3 separate regions of the Homo sapiens genome follow, and all the other regions are linked to region 1. The links are chromatin loops, found by intact Hi-C in ENCODE. Cell type or tissue: CD4-positive, alpha-beta T cell. All regions are shown on one strand.

The links. Hi-C counts contacts between places; a loop is a spot of excess contacts. Peaks named below come from ENCODE experiments on the same cell type or tissue, not always from the same donor. Only the 100,000 strongest peaks of a DNase experiment are listed, where the experiment ranks them.
Region 2: a loop joins it to region 1, with 10 times the contacts of the local background. A loop is called at or near these places in 4 of 110 quality-filtered maps.
Region 3: it touches region 1 in a loop (10-fold over the local background); 3 of 110 quality-filtered maps call a loop at or near these places.

The regions. Positions count from the first base shown.
Region 1 is chr12:50,823,594-50,828,593 of GRCh38, forward strand. No RefSeq gene overlaps it. Among named protein-coding and RNA genes, the nearest start is that of TMPRSS12, 17 kb to the right of the region's middle. In CD4-positive, alpha-beta T cell, CTCF peaks have their summits at 1,969 (motif pointing right) and 2,192; a DNase peak (open chromatin) is centred at 1,928; H3K27ac peaks cover 464 bases.
Region 2 is chr12:51,006,660-51,011,659 of GRCh38, forward strand. It overlaps SLC11A2 (solute carrier family 11 member 2), which reads right to left. Exons shown (of 16, transcript NM_000617.3): 2 at 4,036-4,107; 3 at 1,817-1,965. The coding sequence starts at 4,069. It also overlaps the pseudogene RNU7-39P. Among named protein-coding and RNA genes, the nearest start is that of SLC11A2, 17 kb to the right of the region's middle. In CD4-positive, alpha-beta T cell, no CTCF peak of the experiment used is centred here; a DNase peak (open chromatin) is centred at 2,602; H3K27ac peaks cover 294 bases.
Region 3 is chr12:51,530,024-51,535,023 of GRCh38, forward strand. No RefSeq gene overlaps it. Among named protein-coding and RNA genes, the nearest start is that of SCN8A, 59 kb to the right of the region's middle. RefSeq lists an enhancer at 2,179-2,238. In CD4-positive, alpha-beta T cell, a CTCF peak has its summit at 2,068 (motif pointing left); a DNase peak (open chromatin) is centred at 2,068.

The sequences.
Region 1 (5,000 bases):
AGATTTTATATATATAATCTATATTATATTATATATAATATATATTATATTATATATAATATATATTTTAATTATATATATAATAAAAATATATAATTAAATTATATAATATATATATAAATATATATATATTTTCTTTTTTTGAGGTGGAGTCTCACTCTGTCGCCCAGGCTGAAGTGCAGTGGCACGATCTTGGCTCACTGTAATCTCTGCCTCCCGAGTTCAAGCGATTCTCCTGCCTCAGCCTCTCGAGTATCTGGGATTACAGACGTGCGCAACCATGCCTGTCTAATTTTTGTATTTTTATTAGAGACGGTTCTGCCATGTTGGCCAGGCTAGTCTCGACCTCCTGACCTCAGGCGATCTTGGCTGGGAATACAGGCGTCAGCCACTGTGCCTGGCCTTCCCTCAATATTGATAGGGTTACATGCAGCAGTTTGCTGCCTTCAGTAAGTGTATATAACAATTTTTAACTGGTAAATTATGTATCAATCTAAAATTGTTTTAAGTCCAAGGTTCCCTATGTACATAATATACATAGTCATGTAATTTCCTTAATACTAAAATTTATTGAGTGCTTAGGCGCCAGGAAATGTGTTCAGGTAATGCTAAAGTAGTGCCATTCATACATTCAGCAGATACTTATCGAAGGCCTTTTCTATTCCAAGCATTACTAGGAAAAAAGTGATGAACGAAGCCGTGTTACAGCTCGTGTTGAACTTAGGTCTTAATGTCATCCTTGAGACTGGTATTTGCCTAAGGTTATATAAGCATTATTAAGGGATCTAAGATTTAAACCCAATTTCTAACTGCCCACTCTAAAATATTAATAGTAGTCCCTCCCCAGTACCCCTAACACAACCCTTATTAAACTCTAGGAGGAGACTGTCTAATTTTGTGCTCTGCTATCTCCCCACAGTCTAGGAAACCATCCCCACAGTCTAATCTAGTTCACTGGAGGGCTTCATAATGCAGATGCTCCTTTACTGTTTTATTGTTTGTGGTTTTTGTTGTTGTTGTTGCTGTTGTTTATTTGAGACGGAGCTTTGCTCTTGTTGCCCAGGCTGGAGTGCAATGGCGTGATCTCAGCTCACTGCAACCTCCGCCTCCCGGGTTCAAATGATTCTCCTGCCTCAGCCTCCGGAGTAGCTGGGATTACAGGCACGTGCCACCACGCCTGGCTAATTTTTGTATTTTTAGTAGAGATGGGGTTTCACCTTGGTCAGGCTGTTCTCGAACTCGTGACCTCAGGTGACCCACCCGCCTTGGTCTCCCAAAGTGCTGGGATTACAGGTGTGCACGCCTGACCTCCTCTACTGTTAATGATGGAGTTATATCCTGATAAACCCATGGTAAGTTGAAAGTATTGTAAATTAAAAATTCATTTAATACACCTAACCTAGCAAACATCATAGCTTAGCCTGGCCTACCTTAGACGTGCTCAGAATGCTTAGATTACCCTATAGGTAAATCATCTGGCAACACAGTAGACTGCAGAGTAACAGTTGTTAACCCTCTTGATCACATGGCTGACTGGGAGCTGCGGCTCTCTGCCACTGCCCAGCATTGCCAGAGTATTATACTGAATATCACCAGCCCAGGAAAAGATCAAAATTTGAAGCGTGTTTCCTAATGAATGAGTATCGTTTTCACACCATCATAAAGTCAAAAAATTGTAAGTTGAACCATTGTAAGTTGGGAACTTTGTTAAATCAATGAAGGTCTGAGTTCAAACTCACTAAGGTACAGACAGGTTTGAAACTTTGCCCAAGGTTACACAGTAAATAAGAAAACCAGGGTTCATACCTAGGTCTGATAAACTCCAAAGTTGTTTTAACTATCAGAATATACCTTCTTTCTTACGTGTGGTGTGGAAGAGTCTGAAAAACTTTATTCCATTGCGTCATAACCTATTATGAAAGACTTTAAAGGTTTTATTTAAATGTGTCCACTAGATGGCAACCCTCCATTTTAAAATCACAGAAGTTTTACACACTGATTTACACAGCTCTAACTCCAAAATTACTTTTTTTCTTTCCTGTTTTTTTTTTTTTTTTTTTTGAAACATGGTCTTGCCATGTTGCCCAGGTTGACCTTGAACTAGTGAGCTCAAGCAGTCCACCTACCTTGGCCTCCCAAAGTGCTGAGATTAGAGGCATGAGCCACCATGCCCAGCCCAGTCCCTGTTTTAATATTTACACAGATCCATAAATAATGCATGCTGGATTGCAGTATTTTTTTTAGAAGTTTATAAATGGTACCTTAATACTGTATCATTCCATAAATGAACGATCAAGTAGACCAGAGGAAATTTAGTGAGGAACGTAGGTATGGTGATTTAATAATTAATTTTGGAACAAAATGATCAAAGTTTTGCCCAACTGACAGCTCTTAGAATTTAATGCCGCATCTGGGGAAAAGGCTTGCCAATTTTTTTTTTTAATTCAGAAAAGCTGCAAATAACATAGGCTAAGTTTACAAAACATTTAAACAAAAACTGCCTTAGAGTTCTTAGCAATAAATTTTTTAAAAGGAAAAGGCCACATCTTGCCAGCTGTAGTCAAAGATAATCAAAATAAATGGAATTCCTATGAATTAACTATGTACTAAGTATTGTGGTAGGTGAAGGATGCCAAATACATATGAACCATGGTTTTTCACAAGCTCAAACTCTGCTTCTGGAGATGACAAAAGAGAACAAAAGGGCCCTCAACTTTTCACTTTATCATTGTGCACAAACACCTAGAATTCTATACCCAGTAAAAACACTCATCAATCCAAAAGACAAGAAAGGAGAGAAAAAGAAAGAAACAGGTGGGACAAACAGCCCAAAATAAGATGGTAGAAATCAATCCATATGTATCAATAATCATAATAAATGTAAACAAACTGGGCATTTTAGTTAAATGACAAAGATTGTCAGGTTGAATTAGGAAATAATATCTAACTATATGGTACTTATAAGAGGTAAATCTAAAATATAAGGAAACAGCAGGGCTGAAGACTTGGTACTTTAAGTAAAAACATGGAAAAAGTTATACCAAATATTAGCCAAAAGCAAGCTGGCATAACTATATTGAACAAGATAGACTTTAAAGCAAAAATAATTACTTGGGACAAAATCAGCCACTAAAAAAAATAAAAGACTCAGGTCTGGCGTCATGGCTCACACCTGTAATCATAGCACTTTGGGAGGCCGAGGTGGGCGGATCACCTGAGGTCAGGAGTTCGAGATCAGCCTGACCAATATAATGAAACCCCATCTCTACTAAAACAATAAATAAATAAAAAATACAAAAATTAGGCAGGCATGGTGGCATATGCCTATAATCCCAGCTACTCAGGAGGCTGAGACAGGAGAATTGCTTGAACCCAGGAGGCAGAGGTTGCAGTGAGCCAAGATAATGCCATTGCATTCCAGCCTGGACAAGAGTGAAACTGCCTCAAAAAAAAAAATTTAAAAATAAAAATAAAAGATTCAATTAACCTAGAAGATAAAACACATCTAAACTTCAGCACACCTAATACAGGACCTGGATGTTAAGCAAAATAAATATGAGAAATTTTTTTAAAACTACAATCTTAGTAGATTTTTAACATAGCTCTCTTATAATTGATATAAAAGGCAGGAAAATATCAGCTAAGATGGGGAGTTGAACAATGAGTAAACTTGACCTAATAGATATACTGAATTTCATCAATTGTAAGGCACCACTGATTGTAAGGCACACTATTATTTTAAATACCACTAAGAAAGAAAAACCACTGCCAAGTAAACTATGCCATTGTCATTGTGGTAAGATGCATGCTGATTCCAGAGATGTTTAAATGTGATCTGTGTGCACCTATAATCAGTGAAATTCGAGGCAGAATACACTACACAACTTCAGATAGTTCTTTTCAAACACGAGTGTTTATGAAAACATACCACATATTGGACAATAAAGTAAGTCTCAACAAATAATTTTCAAAGGATTGGTTTCACAGAGACCATATCCCGCCGATTTATATGTGTTTATCCTTTCAACAAAATCATACTATCTTGATTACTGGAGCTTCATAAAAAGTCTTGAAGTCCAGTTATGTAAGTTCTTTAAATTTTGTTGTTTTTAAAAAAATTATCTTGGCTATTCTAGTTCCTTTGTCTTTTTATATAAATTTTAGAATCAGCTTGTCTATATTCACAAAAAAAAAGCCTGCTGGGATTTTGATTAGAATTGCTTTAAACCTATGTACAATTTGGGAAGAACTGGTATCTTAACAATATTGAGTGTTTCCCATGAACACAATCTCTCTCTCTCCATTTATTTAGTTTATTTGGTGAGGTCATGTGTTCCTGGATGGTGTTGATGCTTGTAGATGTTCTTTGCTATCTGGGCATTGAAGAGTTAGGTATTTATTGTAGTCTTCACAGTCTGGGCTTGTTTGTGCCCTTCCTTCTTGGTAAGGCTTTCTAGATATTTGAAGGGACTTGGACCCCAAGCACAATAACGCCGTGGTTTTTGTAGGCTTACAGAGGTACCGCCTTGGTAGTCTTCGATAAGATCCAGAAGAATTCTCTGGATTACCAGGCAGACTCTTGTTCTCCTCCCTTACTTTCTCCCAAACACACAGAGTCTGTCTCTCTGTGCTGAGGCATCTGGAACTGGGGCTGTGGTGATGCAAGCACCTCTGTGACCACCACCACTGGAACTGCACTGGGTCAGACCTGATGCCAGCACAGCATTGGGCTTTGCCCAAGGCCCTTCCCTTCAAGGTGGCAAGTTTCCCTAAGCCCAGGCATGTCCAGAGATGCTGTCTGGGAGCCAGGGATTGGAGTCAAAAACTTTAGCAATTTACCTGATGTCCTATTCTACTGTGGCTAAGCTGGTACTCAAACCACAATACAAAGTCCTTCCCACTCTTCCCTCCATTTTCCACAGGCAACGGAGCCTCTCCCTGTGGCCACCACCACCACTGGCCCATGGGTGGTTCTGCCAGGCCACTGCCGATGTTTGCTT
Region 2 (5,000 bases), 180 kb after region 1:
ACATAATAAAAACCTTGGTCTTCACAACCCCTCATTTTAGACACTCCACAGCCCCTCATTTTAGACCAGGTCTTTAGAAAATAACTCTTTCAACCAATTTCTTTTTTTATTTATTTTTATTTTTGTAGAGACAGGGTTTTGCCATGTTGCCCAGGCTGGTCTTGAACTCCTGGGCTTAAGCAATCCTCCCACTTCAGCCTCCAAAGTAGCTGGGACCACAGGTGTGCACCACCACACCCAACTAATTTTATTTTATTTTTTTTACTTGGAGACAAGGTCTTGTCACATTGCCCAAGCTGGTTGGTCTCGAACTCCTGGGCTCAAGCGATCCACCCGCCTCAGCCTCCCAAAGTGCTGGGATTACATGCATGAGCCACTGCACCCAGTGTCAATCAATTTCCAATCAGAAAATCTTTAAATCCACCTTTGACCTGAAAGGTGCCCCCTCCCCACTTCAAGTTGTCCCACCTTTCCTGATGGAACCAATGTACATCTTAAATATATTGGCTGATGTCTGCCTGTAACTTCTGACCCCTAAAACGTATAAAATCAAGCTGTAACCCAACCACCTTGGGCACATGTTCTCGGGACTTCCTGGGGCTGTGTCACGGGCCTTGGTCACTCATATTTGGCTCAGAATAAACCTCTTTAAACATTTTACAGAGTTTGACTCTTGTTTGTTTGTTTGGTTTTGAGACAGAGTCTCACTCTGTCACTCAGGCCGGAGTGCAGTGGCGCGATCTTGGCTCACTGCAGCCTCTGCCTCCTAGGTTCAAGTGATTCTCCTGCCTCAGTCTCCCGAGTAGCTGGGATTACAGGCACCCACCACTACGCCCAGCTAACTTTTGTATCTTTAGTAAAGACAGGGTTTCACCATGTTAACCAAGCTGGTCTTGAACTCCTAACCTCAGGTGATCTGCCCATCTCGGCCTCCCAAAGTGCTGGGATTACAGGTGTGAGCCACCGCGCCTGGCCTGTTTTGTTTTGGTTTTCGTTTTTGAGAGGAGGTCTCATTCTGTTACCCAGAGTGGAGTACCATAGCATGATCTTGGCTCACTGCAACTTCTGCCTCCTAGGCTCAAGTGATCCTTCCACCTCAGCCTCCCGAGTAGCTGGGACTACAGGTGCATACCACCATGCCCAGCTAATTTTTGTATTTTTTGTAGAGACAGGGTTTCGCCATATTGGCCAGGCGGGTCTTAAACTCCTGGGCTCAAGTGATCCTCCTGCCTTAGCCTCCCAAAGTGCTGGGATTACAGGTGTGAGCCTGGGCTCAGCCAGAGTTTGACTCTTTTTCATCAACAAACAAGAGGAAGGATAGCTTGAGGCCAGGAGTTCAAGACCAGCCTGGGCAACATAGTGAGACCCTGTCTCTAAAAATAAAAATAAAAATAATGAGCCTGGCATGGTGGCATGCCATCTATAGTCCCAGCTACTGGGGAGGCTGAAGTGGGAGAATCACTTGACCCCAGGAATTCAAGGCTACAGTGGGCTATGGTTGTGCCACTGCACTGGAGCCTAGATGACAGAGCAAGACCCTGTCTGTAAAAAAGATTAGATAGACAGATAGATAGATAGATAGATAGATAGATAGATAGATAGACGGACAGACAGACAGACAGAGATAGATAGATATAGATGGGGTGTGTGTGTGTGTGTGTGTGTGTATATATATATATAGATATATAGATATAGTCTTCAGAGATTGCCAGCCAAAATTAAACCTGAGGCTGCTGAACTTGAGCCATCCAGCAGATCTTTCACTCACAGGTTTTCCCCAGACAATAGTGTTCTCCTCCAAGGACCTGATACTAACCTCCTCCTCAGGAATGGAGATCTTCTCATTAAAGTAAGTGGCGAAGTACTCCTCTGAGTCCCCAGGGGACTGTGAAAGAGAGGGATTACTATAGGCAGGGTTGATGTTACCAAGACTGGCAGACTCCCCATGATCTCCAGAAACACTGTCTGAATTAACAGATTTGAAAATAAATTAGTAAAAAATGAACAAAATACACTAACAATTCATCCTTAGTATACTGAAATTAAATAGTTTAATATCTAAATGCACAAGAGACCAACCTGACTCTAGCTCAATTTATTTTGAATAGTTTATTTTTAATGTACATTTTAGAATAAGTAATACATTCACATGGTTAAAAATTCAGGAAGTAAAAAATTTAGCCTACACTAAAAAAGTTATCTCCCTCCCCCTCCCCCAGTCACTCAATTCTCTAGATCAGTTTTAACTCACAATGGTTTTCCTACTTCCACACTTCTACTCCTACTTGGGAATTTTTAGAGCCATTTCATTTTCCTCTAAAAACACTGACATATGGGCTCAAAATATCATATTCCCAGACCAGCTCCTGGTAACCTAAAATCCTAGCTTTTAAAAGAAAAGAACTAGGCCTGTCTAGCGAAATGTCCTCCCCACCTCCTATATTTGGTAGGACTTACTCAAATAATCGACCGTGGACATTATACCTCCATCAGACTTCTCAAAAAATGTGCAAGTTACAAAATCCTGCCACAGTTCAGGCTAAACTCTGAAGCTGCAGCAAAACCACCAAGCAGGAACCCTTTGTACTCTGACTAAGGCTTGCAGTAAAGTGCCGCCGGTCACGGGGTACTGGCACCCTCGTGATGGCAGGGCTCATCTCAGACTGATATCAGCGTTTCCCTGAGTTCTGCATTTTGCAGTCAATCTTAAATATTGGGAAGCAGAAGGTCTGGGAGAAAAGGGATACCCTGCCAGAAATACACAGAGCCTAGTTTGCTTCAGCCATCAAATGGCTATTTTGAATCACAAAGCTCTAATCTCTGTGTTTGCAATAAATCCTTACAACCTCTAATTTAAACAAATAAGAGCTTTCTTTCCATAGGGAGCTGACTCATATCATCTTAATTAAGCAGCTTTAAATTAATGAAGAAATTTATAGAAAAGGAACAGAAATTCCAAAGAAGCTCAGATTTAGGAAGGAATAGTCAAAGCACTCAAGAAGCTCCAATCAAATACAGAGCGTAAGGTACTCGCCCTGTATTTTACTGCTCCATACACATCTGAAACACCAGGAAGCATCATGAGTAGCCAAAACACTCCAGAGGTTTTTATCCTGGGTCTGGGAATAACATTGCCCTTGCAAGCATTACTGCCAGAAACCAAATTTCAGCTAATCTTGGCTCAACTCAGAATTGTAAAAAAGATACGAAGCAGGTCTCTGGTTAAAAATCTGTTTTCAGGGCCGGGCACAGTGGCTCATGCCTGTAATCCCAGCATTTTGGGAGGCCGAGACGGGTGGACCACCTGAGGTCAGGAGTTCAAGACCACCCTGACCAACATAGCAAAACCCCATCTCTACTAAAAATACAAAAACATTAGCCGGGCGTGGCGGCAGGTGCCTGTAATCCCAGGTGCTCGTGATGCTGAGGCAGGAGAATCCATTGAACCGGGGAGGCGGAGGTTGCAGTGAGCCGACACAGTGCCACTGAACACTAACTAGCCTGGGCAACTAGAGCAAAACTCCGCCTCAAAAAAAAAACCAAACAAACAAACAAAAAAAAAACATTCTGTTTTCAGGATGGGCGCGGTAGCTCATGCTTGTAATCCCAGCACTTTGGGAGGCTGAGACGGGCGGATCACTTGAGGTCAGGCATTTGCGAACAGCCTGGCCAACATGGCGAAACCCTGTCTCTACTAAAAATACAAAAATTAGCCGGGCATTGTGGCGTGTGCCTTTAGTCACAGCTACTCGGGAGGCTGAAGCAGGAGCATCACTTGAACCCATGAGGCGGAGGTTGCAGTGAGCCGAGATTGTGCCACTGCACTCCAACCTGGGTGACAGAGACTCCACCTCAAAAAAAAAAAAAAAATCCATTTTCATTTACAGCCTAAGTCACCAGATGGTGACTTTTGAATGGAGTTGTTAGAATAGATGATGACAGATGATGACAAGAGGAAAAATATGATAAATTTCTGTTACCAACATAAACCTAATTACAAATAAAATTAGACAATAACACAAAGCGGTAAATTACCATCTGACATCTTCTGTTCAGGACCCAGCACCATGGTGGATACCTGAGTGGCTGAGTTCTTAGAATATGATTCTGGAAAGGAGAAAAGTGAGGGAGAAGAATTAGGAAGAACAAACTAACAAGTTCAGAACCAGCAGTTTGTTACTCTGTATGACTGAATCCTTACTATGAAAAGAGTAATTTTTCTACTGAATTAGGTAACCTTGAAAATAATTACAGTTTTCAGAATATGACTGACAGATATTTAACAAAAAAAGAAAAGTCTTAGTCAAGATTTTGCTGGCAAGACTTCAAAACCAAATTGAAGTGTTACAGCTCTTTTAGAATGTGTCTAGCAGGCTTTCTGGCTTTCACTGTGAAACCCTTCACGGATGGCAGGGGGTGGTGGACAAATTGAACAGGAGGTATTTTAGTGAGACAGCAAATACCATTTTTTTTTTTTTTGAGTCTTTGAGTCGGAGTCTTGCTCTGTCGCCCAGGCTGGAGTGCAGTGGTGCAATCTCAGCTCACTGCAACCTCTGCCTCCTGGGTTCAAGTGATTCTCCTGCCTCAGCCTCCCGAGTAGCTGGGATTACAGGTGCCCGCCACCACGCCCAGCCAATTTTTTGTATTTTTAGTAGAGACAGGGTTTCACCGTGTTAGCCAGGATGGTCTCGATCTGCTGACCTCGTGATCCGCCCGCCTCAGCCTCCCATAGTGCTGGGATTATAGGCATGAGCCAACGCACCTGGCCAGGCAAATACTTTTTTAATAAGCATCTACACAGAGGCTGCTAGGCAAGTATCCATTCTCTGCCTTTGCCTCCAAATTATCCCAAGTGTCTAAAGCCAGACACATTTCCCCCTATTTTATGAGTTGTTTTTTTTTGTTTTTTTTTTAGTTTTTTTAGACGGAGTCTCACTCTGTTGTCCAGGCTGGAGTGCAGTGGCACGATCTCAGCTCGCTGCAACCTCTGCCTCCTGGGT
Region 3 (5,000 bases), 710 kb after region 1:
TTGGTAATATTTTGCACGTGTTGTCATGCATAGTTTTTGGGGGAATTAACTGCATTCCCGTCAGGCCCACTGGGAGAGGACACCTAGAAGGTTGAGCCTGATTGCCTGATTTCTCCTGGACATCGCCACCTACTTTGTCCCTTTGCTGATGTTCATCTGTATCCTTTCCCTGTAATGAACCATAACTGTGAGTATATCAGCTTTTCGGAGTCCTGTGAGTCCTGCCAGTAAGTCATTGAATCTGAGGGGGGTCTCAGGGCACAGATAATGCAATGTCTGTTATCAAAGAAGTTTAGAAGTGGATAATTTGTAATGATCTTTGTCTTCAGTTACTCTGATGCCTCTCCACACAATTACTTCATTCATTCATGCAACACGTGTTTTTGAACACCAACCATGTGTGGATACTGCATTCCAGGCACTGGGACATAGCAGTCAGCCAGACAAAGATCCCTGCCCTCATGGAGCTCATGTTCTAATGGGGGAAGGTGAGAGACTAAGCGATACACATAATGAAAAAGGTGATAATGCTATGGTAGGAAGAAGTAGAATAGGTACAGGGGATCAGGAGCACTGGGACGGGGGTGGGGCTCCTTGAGAAGGTGAGATGTGGCTTGACAAAGGTGAAAGTGTGCCATGGGGGTTCCTGAAAGTTCTCTGGAGGACTCATTTGCCCCTTGAGTGCTTGGGCCATGGCTCTCATTCTTTAATGAGCACCAGAATTACTTAGGAAGTTTGTGAAAGAGGCTGATTTCCAGACCCCTTTTGTGTGTGTGCGGTGGGATGGGGGCTGGCGGGGAAGTTAAGATTATAAAACGCACTTGCCGTGAGCCTGATGCTGGAGGTCCAGGAACTGCACTTAGAGACCCACTCCATCAGGCAGGCCTGGGCAAGGAATGAGAAACAGCCCTTGCTCTCGGAGAGCTCCCACTTGAGTGGTAACAGAAGGGAGAGCTGGGTAAAACACAGTGCCTGTCAGAGCATCTCTCTGCCATTAATGCATCCATGGGGAACGTCAATGCCCGAACTGACAATTAGCTGAGGGTGGAGAACTCTGAAGGGATGCATTTTGAGGAGCTGGGGTAGAAGGGATTAGGGGACAGAGGTGAGGACTCCTGCAATAAAAATACAGGTTCCCCAGAGCAAGACCAGAGGTGCTGAGAGACCAGAAATGATCTCTTCTGAAAAGACAAGAGGGCTTGGAATCTTCCTGGGTTTCCCCAGTGGTAGTTCTGTCTGCAAGACAAAGTCTTTGGTCATGGGGAGACTGGATAAATAGAAGGGGCCTTGGAGAGAGTAGCAAAGGCGGTCGGAGCCGCACCCAGCTGTCCTCAGATCCCCTTTCCAGCTGTGTATGTTCACTGTCGATGGCTCCTATCAACACCTGTCTTCAGACGATAAAGCACGGGCTCCTGGGGCTAAGTCACCCAGATGCACCAAGAACTGGAAGGGGCTGCCAGTTGACGTCCCCCTGGGGCAGCCGTGGTCAGCCATTGATGGGTGCAGCAGTACAAAGCCCTGTTCCTTTGCCCTGAGGGAGGGCAAACTCTGTGCTGCAAGGCACGCCCCTGGAGCTCCCTCAGGCATCAGGCTGAGGCTGGGACTTCACCCCAAATCAGACACTTGCCTGGCATTTACTCTTTCCCTATTCTACTGTCCCCACTTCCTTATAATATTTTCTTGGGAATATTTCCTTAGTAAACCACTTGAGCATGAATTATTGTCTCATCTGACCATAGACAGAGAAATACTTTAAGCACCAAAGCAACCCATACCTCGGCTCCCAGTTCCTTAGGGAGAGTGGGGAATAAACTCCCATGGCAACCCAGAAAGGCAGTCCTCTCCCCTTCCCCAGGCTGGACTGCCCAAACCTGCCCGGCCTGACTGCTCTAGAAAGGGCACCTTAGTGTCCATGGAGAGGTGGCACCAGGGCAGGTGGCACCAGGTTTCAGTTACCGCCCCTTCTTAGTAAACCCAGAAAGCCGTCTAGACAGTTCTGGGCATGCAAAGCCCCACTCAAGACTGGGCTGAAGAATCGGACTCTCCTTCCCGTCTTTGCTATGCCTGCCCTCTGCTGGAGGAACTCATGAACGGCAGCTGGTTAGAAGGGAAGGAGTGAGCCAGAAGCACCAGGGCTCCAAACCCCACCCATCCTTTAGGGTCCAACTCAAATGTCGCTTCCTCCAGGTAACCTCCTCTGATTCCCGCAGCTGAAAGCAAGCTCTCTGCTGTAAGCCCCCACGCCCTTCCTCTACGCGTCCCTAATGGTGCCGTCTACCTTATGTCCTGGTTATGCATTACATGTTACCTCCTCAGCTCATCTGTGAGCTCCCAGGGGAAGAGGATTTTTTTTGTTGCTGGAATTTACTCCCAAAGGATTTTGCACCTCCCTAGAAATATCTCCCACAACTAAGCCCTAAATTCACATCATTAAAGAGAGCCTTTTGAATTCAAGTGTTGTATCTCTAAAAAGGCCCAATTAAAATGTAACTATGAAAAGACATAACCAAGTTGCCTGGACTGTGAGTCATTAAACATTTAGGACATTAGCAAATTAATAGAGCTCAGAGTGCGGAGAGCCGAGGTGTTATCAGAAATGTTTTGGGTGCCAAAGAAAGATGAGAAAAGGAAGAAGGGTAAAGAAAAAAAGAGGAAAAAGTTGAGCATGAGGAACTTCTGAAGAGAGTTGACTGGATAAAGCTGGGGAGGGGCTGGGGGGTTGGAGGGAGGCAGGAGGGTAATAAAGTCCCATTTACCCTGGGGTAGAGATTCCAGAAGAACAGGTGGGGGACACATATCAATAGTGCCATTTTATCTTGTGGACCCAAAAAGAAGTTACTGGGTCCAAATGCCAAAAAAAAAAAAAAAAAGCCCAGTAAAACAAAATTTATAAATGCTTAATTAGACATCAGTAAAACATAACATTGTCAATTTCATTAATTGTTAAATTTAGTATTTATAAATATTTATTCCATTTGAAAAGAATTTTGTGGGTTAGATTTTTTTCACTTCTTAAGAATTCCTGGGTAGAGATGGTGACTCCTGAGTAATCGTAGCCAATAATAAATTAAATATTACTCATCGCCAAATAATTTCCAAAGCAAAATTATAAAATTCCTTTCAAACTTACAGGGCAGGGTCAGGCACGGTGGATAATCCCAGCACACTTTTGGGAGGCCAGGGCGTAGTGGGTCACTTGAGCTCAGGAATTCAAGACCAGCCTGGGCAACATGGTGGGACCTTCTCTACTCAGCCTCCTGAGTAGCTGTAGTCCCATCTACTCAGGAGGCTGAGGTGGGAGGATCGCTTGAGCCCAGGAGGTAGAGGCTGCAGTGAGCCGTGTTGGTGCCACTGCACTCCAGCCTGGGTGACAGAGCAAGACCCTATCTCAAAAAAAAAAAAAAAAATTATAGGGCAAATTATATTTAACATAGGATATGAGTGTGTTTTAATATATTTGCTATAATAAAACTAGGAGTCTCTGGGGCTTACAAAGTTCTTAAAATGGCCTTTAATATCAAAGATCAATTTCCTCCATCTGCTTCACAACAGTTTCACCCTAGATGATATCAGAGTCCTCACCTTTCATAAGCAGACAAAGCACCCAGAGACAAACTGCTTTCTTTTCTTCAACACAATTTGAATTTACCTTCTTGTCCACCTGCATGGGCAAATTAGTTGGTGATTAAATGCTTAGAATAGCTAACTATAAAGTTTTTCTGCTCTCAAGGAACTTTCCAGAGGGAAACAATGTTATCATTTCTTCTGTATATTTTCTGTGCATTTTATGTATTTCCAATCAAAAACTAAATACATATTCTCCAACTTCTCCTTTTAAACAAACATTAATATTCTGTGTATGTTGCTCACATTGCTATATTCCTCTTTTTTTCTACTTAACAATTGAATCCCCCTTGTAGAGCCCATAATTATTAGGAAATTAACAGTAACTCTCCCTCCACAATGGTCGAAAGGGGGAGTAAAGTACAGCCTTTAAGAGGTAGGAGCAATTTGCATCCAGAAAACACTGAGCTACTGAATGTAGTCAAAGAGAGCCCCTAAGTCATTTTATGCAGAAATAATTTAGACACTGGCAGAGCATGTCAAAGTCAGGGATATGGACTGGGTGAGCTTGTAGAAACCTGATGGCCAAGAGTGACAATTCTTCAGTGCAAGAGAAATGGTGCTGGGGAAAACCAGAGCCTTGTCTTTCTCCTCCCCTTCCTCCTCTTCCTCTTCCTCCTCTCCCACTTTTCTTTCCTCGCTTATTCTTGCTGGAAAAAAAAAAAAAGGTTGCCAAGAAGGCTGCAGGAATAGCCAAACGCAAGCAAAGAGAGGCTGATTATTCCATAAAAGCTGCACACACACTGGTGGCGGGGCGGGGGCGGGGGGGGATGGTGCAGGCAGCAGAGAACAGAGCTGTCATGCAAGCAGCCAGGGAAGCCGGGGCTGTCCATCCTTAGGAGGGAAAAGGAAGGAAGTCCCAGGTTTAGTCAAGTCATGTTTTCTTGACTTGTATTTAGAAACTTGGAGAATTCTACAGTGAAGTGATATTTATTTCGTGGCTGCTGTGCACCAGGCAGTAGGACACAGCAGGGAGCCAAACAGATAACAGTCCTGGTTTCATGCCGCTGACTTTCTAGACAGGGAAAAGCCAGTAAGCGAACACATGGCACATGTATGTGACATAAGAGCAGGCTGTGATCAGTGCCACAAAGACACAGAAAGAGGGTAAGGGGACGGAGAATGATGGGGTTATATGTGAGGTGTGTGCCTTTAGCCAGGGTAGGCAGGGGAGGCCTTTCGGAAGGGGTGGTGTCTGGGCGGAGACACAAATAAAGATTCCATCTCTGGGTAAAGTGGGTCCCAGCACGGAAGCCCTGGGTCTTGGCAGTGTGCGGGGGCTTGGTGGAGATGAGGCCACGTGGGGCAGAGTCCCAGGGAGAGGCTCATCCACAGGTGAGACCAGCACTAAAACAAATGAAACGGAATAGAGTAGA